Regions from separate parts of the Homo sapiens genome. Here region 1 is linked to region 2. Evidence: read pairs that join two places in POLR2A ChIA-PET (ENCODE). Cell type or tissue: PC-9. All regions are shown on one strand.

Region 1 (4,000 bases), 630 kb after region 2:
AGGGGGATGTCAGAGTTGGGACTCCTTTCTAATATGGAAGTTCATGTGCTTTTCACTGAGCAATTTGTTCCTTGTGTTCTCTCTAATAGGCCTGAAGATGTGCATTACATTAAGAATTTACATTTAAGAATATAACATTTACAGAAGATAAAAAAAATTTTTTTAAATACACTGATGTACACTTTTTGCTTTAAAAAAAAAGATGGATATGCGGAAATTTGTAGCCTGATTGTTGACTAAGTTGAGGAATCTTTTGCTATGTAAGAAAATAAATTCCACAGTTCAGTGGGTTAGATACACAATTTTTGGATTTGACAGCTAAAATTATTTGTTCCCTCTGAATGCTGGTTTTTTTTTTTAAGTGCTTTTCTTGGCTTGGTATAACTGGCCTCTATTATTAATGTCCACATTCACTTTTGGACTAATATTTCATTCTTAGGCAAACCAATGTCATTAAAATAGAAGAAAGAGCTCTTATAGAGGCTCTACTCTGCTCCCCAGGTATCAAAGAAGGGCATCTTCAAGAGGGAAATTAGAGTGAGAATTCAGAGAATTGAAAAAGTGAGGAAAGTATAAGGGAAGAGTTTCTCAATCTTTTTTTTTTTTTTTTTTTTTTTTTTTTGAGATGGAGTTTCGCTCTTGTTGCCCAGGCTGGAGTGCAATGGCGCAATCTCAGCTCACTGCAACCTCCGCTTCCTGGTTCAAGTGATTCCTGCCTCAGCCTCCCAAGTAGCTGGGATTACAGGCACGTGCCACCACGTCTGGCTAATTTTTTGTATTTTTAGTAGCGATGGAGTTTCACCATGTTGGCCAGGCTGGTCTTGAACTCCTGACCTCAGGTGATCCACCTGCCTCAGCCTCCCAAAGTGTTGAGATTACAGGCGTGAGCCACCGTGCCTGGCCAGTTTCTCAATCTTTTTAAACCTTTGCCCTCTTAGATAAAACTGCACTTCAACTTCACACATGCTCCATCCTCACCCAGCTGAGATTCTGACATAGATTTCCAGGGTCATATCATCCTCAGTGGTTTGCTGCCAGCCAAGATTCATGAAACTTCACATTTGGCACTTTGTATTACTTTAAAATTTTCCAGTAGAAGTTTGTGTTAGGATATTTAACATGGCTTTTTGAATGACACTCCACCTCTGCCTCTCCAGTCCTGCAACAAAGAGAGCACTTCTCTTCCTTTGTCATTTTCCCTGTGGTCTCTTAGGACACGCTAGGTCCCCTGCTTCTCTTCTTATATCCTCTCCTCTCCCCAAGGGGAGTTTCTTCTGCATATTCATAGTTTCTGCTCCTTCTTTTCCTTGGCTTGGCCATCCTGGACACAAACCTAGTTGTGATGGCAGCACACTCCATGGAGCTGGTGAGAGCCCCACCCCTTCTGAGTTGGGACAGGAGCTCCCCGGGTGCTGCTATAGCCGCCCAATGCAGCTGCAGACCCAGGCCTCCTGCTCTACAGAGCAGGCAGGAACCCCACTCTCCTGGGTGGGGCTACAGGAACCCAAACTGTAGCTGTGGATTCATCTGAGCCTCCCTGTGCTCTTGGGGGAGGGCTGGCAGCAGGCAGGATCTGCCTTTCTGGGTGAGGGTGTGGCTGCAGCCACCCTCCTAGATGCGGGAGCCAGGTGTCTCTGCAGCCTGCACCCTCAGCAGCCCCAGGAAGGACCCCCTCCGCTGCCCTGAGCCACCCACTCCTCTGAGCTGTTCTAACACTAAATAAAACTCTTCTTCTCCACCCTGCGCTTGTCTGTGTACCTCATTCTTCCTAGATGCAGGGTGAGAACTCGGGCAAAGGTGCTTCGGCCGCAGAGGTTTCCCACCAGAAAAATTGACACCCCAGAGATCCTGTAACACTTGGACATCAGTGTCTGCATCCTTTTGTTTTCTGTTCTTTCTCCTGCTAAGTGACCCCTTTTCTTGTTACTTTTCCATTCAAGCTGCTGGCAGAAAGAAGCTGTCTGGCCATGTTCAGGCTAGAAGTCACAGTCAGCTCATACCTGCCTAGGTCAGAGGCTCCATCCGGTCCCACATCCATAAGAGGCTGGTGGAAAACATGCTGCCTAACCCCACCACTTTGACAAGTGGATGTCAGTGGGCAGGGCCCATGGAGCCTGCTCAGCAGAGCACTGTTGTTCCTGGAGGCCATGCTGACTGCAGCAGTCAAGGCTTTAGCTGCTTTACCAGTGCTCCCCTCCAGAGCTCCGTGGCAGGGTGAGTCATGCTGTGGGAATCTCACACTGGAAATGGCCAAAAAGCTTCTATTTGCTTCAGTGTTAGTTTCTTTCTTTCTTTTTTTTTTTTTTTGAGATGGAATCTTACTATGTCACCCAGGCTGGAGTGTAATGACTCGATCTTGGCTCACTGCAACCTCCGTCTCCTGGGTTCAAGCAATTCTCCTGTCTCAGCCTCCTGAGTAGCTGGGACTACAGGAGCCTGCCACCACACCCAGCTAATTTTTTGTATTTTTAGTAGAGACGGGGTTTCGCCTTGTTGGTCAGGCTGGTCTCGAACTCCTGACCTCAGATGATCCACCTGACTCGGCCTCTCAAAGTTCTGGGATTATAAGCATGAGCCACCACGCCTGGCAATGTTAGTTGGTTAGCCTGAGGAAACTGACACTTTTCTGAGGGGTAGCTAGCATGGCAAGAAATTAAATGAGCATTCTTCTTCTTCTTTTTTTTTTTTTTTTTTGAGACGGAGTCTTGCTCTGTTGCCCAGGCTGGAGTGCAATGGCGTGGTCTAGGCTCACTGCAACCTCTGCCTCCCAGGTTCAAGCTATTCTTCTGCCTCAGCCTCCCGAGTAGCTGGGACTACAGGTGTCTGTCACCGCGCCTGGCTAATTTTTTTTATTTTTAGTAGAGAGGGGGTTTTCACCATGTTCGCCAGGCTGGTCTCGAACTCCTGACCTCAAGTGATCTGCCTGCCTCGGCCTCCCCAAGTGTTGGGACTACAGGTGGGAGCCACCGCTCCCAGCCAAAATGAACATTCTTTAATATTGCTATGACCTTAAATCCTCATCTGGTATTCCTTACTGTGATAAGGTGGGGGCCAGCTGGGCCACCACATATAGCTGTGTAGGTTGTGACTTGCGCAACTCCAGGCCGTCCCTTTTCACATTAGCATCTATACCCTAGCCTTACTTTTATCCCCCAGGCCATTCCTACTTTTCCAGCCACATGGAAGAGAGAACATAAGCAAAAAAGAAGTCTCATCCTTCTCCTCGTTCCTCCCATTGAAAGGTCCTTCTCCCTTACATGCACCACGTGGCCCATTGCATGCTCTCTGTGCTGTGAGTGTGTCCTGGGCCTAGAGTAAAAAACGTTTCGTTTTTGGAAGTGAATTAAGGAAGTGCGCTCGAGTGGCTTCTTGACTTTAGTATCTGGGAAAGTTATCTTCCTAGAGGTGATGAAGGTGCTAAAAAGCAAAGTGGAAGATATGTGGATAACATACCTGACATGCTTTTAGCCCTGCCAGCCCTGACATAGGAACAATCACATTACCATTAATGTGAGGACAAGCAGCCTGAATCAGTGTGGCCCAGGATAGACATGACCTAATTTGGAAGCTAAAATGTTGTTTTACAAAAAGGCCTGAGGCTCTCGTATCCCTCCTCTCCAGCATCGTCAGTTCCTTTAGAAAAGAGAAAGGCAAAGGTTGATGGGAATGCTAGTGGAAATGGAATCAGGTTAGCCTGGAAAGAATTCTATGCTTCCTTTGCACTATTTTATGTACAGTATCTGTGTCTGTTTGGTTGACAACAAGGAAGGAAGTTGCTTCTCCCTATTATTCCTTATCAGTTCACATGTCTCTGTTCCCTGAACATTCCCAGTACTTTCTGCCTCAGCTATAAAGTTCTCTGCTTTGAATTCTGCCATATTCAATGCTTAGCAAAATACAATACAAAATTCTTTGAATTCTGCTAATTCAATGCTTAGCGAAAATGTAAAAAACTTTTTTAGTATAAAATCTTAAAAAGTACTCAATACTACTTAAAAAA
Region 2 (4,000 bases):
AGCCCCTGAAAAGCTTGCAGCCGGTCTCCTTGGGAGGCGAGGTGTACAGGTGCTGACAGGAAAGAAAGCACAAGGCAGGTTTTTAATTGGGCCGTATGTCTCACAGATGCAAAATAGGTAATCCAGGCACATAGGTTGTTATTCTAGGCTTATCACCATTGACATTGCGCCATGGAGTGTCAACATTCAGAGCATCTGTGAAAGCTGCTTTTATAACTGGTTAGAGTGAGCTAGTTAAGGGCTTAACAGACCCTTCACCAATGAGCACAAGATGGGTTGGGTGAAGAAAATATGAGGGATGAAGGAGTGCTGCTAGTTTCCAAAAATGACCCCAAAGAGATTGGGCCTTCATCCTTTGCTGTTTAGAAGCAAAAGAGTCATTGTAAAAATGTTCAGAGGGAAAATATGTGTAAATATGTTCAGAGGGAAAAATAACGAATTACATACCACAATTTTCATTTTATGGTAACCGCACATACACGTAGACTTGAGAAAACTCTTTTAAACATGTTGGAGGAATAAGTACATGGGCAGAGGAAAATGAAATGTTGGGGACAAAAATAAGGCTATACTGACCTGAAGTTTTCTGTTAGTCATTTCCATTGACCAGATCTTCTAGATGACTGCTTGACATTTCAAATATAACTATTCCCACTGACAGCAAAATGAGATGGGATGACTTAATAGCTGCAGCGAACGTTCATTATGACCATGTTCCAGACTTTCTCTACCTTTATACTTAATGGCAACCCTGTGTATAGTATACCTCCTGGCTCAGATGCAAATAGTCATAACTGTGTTAACACTGGATATCGATCACAGAAAAACTGTGATATAACACTATTGGGAGGACAAGACAAAAGGCAATACGCATGCAGGTGGTAGTGAGGACTGGGCAAGCAAAAAGTAAACCCGTGTATTTTTGGTGGCAACTCAGTAGATAATGCCCCAAACTGAAGAAAACCAAATAATACACAGAGATAGAGTCATGTTATTTAGACATAAGGGGGAAGGGAGGGTGTGATTATCAAAGAAACAGTTAAAATTATTGAAAATGGTTAGCACTTATGACACAGAATGGAAGAGGGTAGAACTATTGATTCTTTAAATTATGTGCATGTCTAGCTTTGATAAAAATAAAAATTAGCCTGGATGCCATGGCTCATGCCTATAATCCCTTTATTTTGGGAAACTGAAATGGGAGAATTGCTTGAGCCCAAGAGTTCAAGACCAGCTTGGACAACATACAGAGACACTGTCCCTGCAAAAAATGAATTTAAAAAATTAACCAGATGTAGTGGCATGCACTGTAATCCTAGTTACTAGGGAGGATCTTTGGTGGGAGGCTCCCTTGAGACCAGGAGGTGGAGGCTGCAGTGAGCTGTGATTGTGCCACTGCACTCCAGCCTGAGAAACAGTGAGACTCTGTCTCAAAACAAAAAACAAACAACCTTGAAAAGTGAGGGGAAAATTCAGATAAGAAAAAAAAAAATGACCCAAAAGGAGGATGGGTGCACTTCTCATTATAATGAAACTCAAAAGAGAATACAAAAAAATTAATTCAAAACAAGGAATTAACATTAATCTCAAGTACAGTTTTTTAAAACTGATTTTTTTTTTTTTTTTTCTGAGACAGGGTCTCATTTTTTCACTCAGGCTGGAGTGCAGTGGGGTGAACACGGCTCACTGCAGCCTCGACCTCCCAGGCTCAAGAGATCCTCCTGCCTCAGTCCTCCAAATAGCTGGGATTGTAGGCGTGTGCCACCACACCCAGCTAATTTTTCCATTTTATGTAGAGATGGGTTTCGCTGTGTTGCCCAGGCTGGTCTAGAACTCTTGGGATCCAGCGATCCACCCGCCTCTGCCTCCCAAAGTGCTAGGATTACAGGCATGAGCCACTGGCCCCGGCTCCTAAAACAAATTGTGAAAAGGAGAAAGTTGTGCGATGTTATGTTCCTTCCTCTTTTTTCCCCACACACACTCACACTCTGGTCAGGTGTTTGTGTATATCCTTTGACCTTTCCTTGCCATCGGCTTCTACTTAAATAGGATGACTAGAGAAGATCTGGGGGGACAAGTTTGAGCTGTGTCATCTAACCCAGTCTCTTCATTCTCCAGCTGTGAATCTGGCTTCTCTTTGTTCTTCACTGGGTTCTTAGAATATCTTCTTTCCTGCCATCTTGCTGTATCCCCCTATTCTGCTGGCCTCCTGAAGCAAATTCCTTGGTCTATCCCCCTGGCTCTGACTCATTCCTTACCCTGACCTTGCTGTCTGTATTTGCTTTGACTACCCTATGAGTTTCCTCAACCTAATTCTTAATTCCTGGCTGCCACCTCCTTGTCAAAACTTGGCTAAATCCACTTTGGAATGCTAAGGCGGATGGGACTGCCTGGGAAGAATTTGGAGAATCTGCAGCTCTGCTCTTTCCTCATTCTTGAGAGCCAGGCTAGTGGCTGAGGGTATATCGGGAGACAGACAGGGAGAGAGACAGAGAGAGTTTGGAGAGAAGGCGGCATGATCATCCGATCATCTTGGGCCCCATCAGTCTCCTTGGGAATGCTAACATGTCTCCTGGTATAGTCTTTCTTTTATTTATTCTTCAGTTTATCTTAGAAACTGTTCTGAAAGTTTTAAACCCAGAGACATCTCTCCAACTTCCTTGCATGAGCTGTATTTTGACCGCCTTAGGGGCTGTGGCAGGATTTCAGTCTTGCTTGTGGTGATTTTACATGGAGTGACATCTGAGTCGCTTTTCGACTGCATTCCACACCAATCTGTCCAGCCCTGCAGTTTGTGGGCTGACTCCTGTTGTCTTTCAACATACGGAGCACTATGAGATAGTGCGAGTTTGGGTCTTGTCAGGGAGTCTGATTAAGCCACAGTCAGAGACGGCAGTCCTAAGTGTGAAATGTAACAGGCCTTCTCAAGACAGCTTCATCTGTGAGCTGCTGGAGGTGGCTGGTGCCATTCTGTTGGGAATAGAGGCTTGCTAACAAAGCAAACATTTTTTTTTTCTATCGCAGGCTAGGTCTATGGTGGTAACATTTGGCAAGTTGAGTAACAGGGAACATAGATAACTGTGAACAGATGGGCAACTATTAAAAGATTTGAGGGGCTTTCATCATTTCTCAAATGGCCTTCACCCACCTACAGGATACCCAGCTCCCTTGCAAGAGGATTACGTAAAGGATTCAATTACATTTCTCTTTCCTTTTTTTTTCCTTCAATTGCGATGGAAGCACAAGCTCTGACGTGAAGAGGAAAAGAATAGATGAGAAATTTCTAATTTTGAATCCCCTTAGGATTAGATGCTGATTTCAGCTGTGCAGAGAACACTGCCCCATATTTTGCAAGAGTAACTGCTGCCAGTTTCAGGAGAGATGACTTTCCAAAATAGACAGTAAACTCCGCCCTCCATAGCTGATGACCATCTGACATTCAGACAGAATTACAGAGCTATACAAGTTTTGATAAGTATAACCTTGCTTTTGAAAAATGGCAGTGGCACGTCATCACTGTGTTTAAGCTCAAAACTGACGGACTACAAAACACATAAGAGAAATAAATGTATTGCCTGGTCCCCAGCAGAAACATAAAATATTTATCCATCTGAGAGCAATTAAATTTATTTACCCCTGCTTTAGGACAGCAGTGTCTCTGATTCAGAAGCATGCTGTTCCTCTTTTGCTCAGAGTGATGCTTGGAAGGTTCTTAAGAGGGAGAAGAATTCCAGGCACTGATTAAGAGGAGGCTTGTTGTCGTCTCTTAAGGAGCAGCAGCCTGATTTTGCCAAAAGCAACCATAAGTTGATATGGCCGGGGTTAAGGTGGCTATAAGCTAGATCTCAGGAACCTGAACAAATTAGATTGGGTTTCATTCCTCAGAGGTTGCCTTAAAGACATATAAATTCTAGGGCCAATAATCTTAATATAAGTTTATAATTTTAGTCGGTACTTACCCTATGCACACTCATTTAATTTTCTGTTTGGAAGCAGGAAG

Evidence for each region. Peaks named below come from ENCODE experiments on the same cell type or tissue, not always from the same donor. Only the 100,000 strongest peaks of a DNase experiment are listed, where the experiment ranks them.
Region 1: POLR2A ChIA-PET joins it to region 2 with 22 read pairs; 1 of 35 experiments calls an interaction of 5 or more read pairs at or near these places.

What each region holds. Positions count from the first base shown.
Region 1 is chr6:18,041,213-18,045,212 of GRCh38, forward strand. No RefSeq gene overlaps it. Among named protein-coding and RNA genes, the nearest start is that of KIF13A, 56 kb to the left of the region's middle. In PC-9, no CTCF peak of the experiment used is centred here; a DNase peak (open chromatin) is centred at 2,209; H3K27ac peaks cover 345 bases.
Region 2 is chr6:17,415,665-17,419,664 of GRCh38, forward strand. All of the region lies in intron 1 of CAP2 (cyclase associated actin cytoskeleton regulatory protein 2), which reads left to right. Among named protein-coding and RNA genes, the nearest start is that of CAP2, 24 kb to the left of the region's middle. RefSeq lists a silencer at 2,154-2,448. In PC-9, no CTCF peak of the experiment used is centred here; DNase peaks (open chromatin) are centred at 2,317 and 2,697; H3K27ac peaks cover 2,819 bases.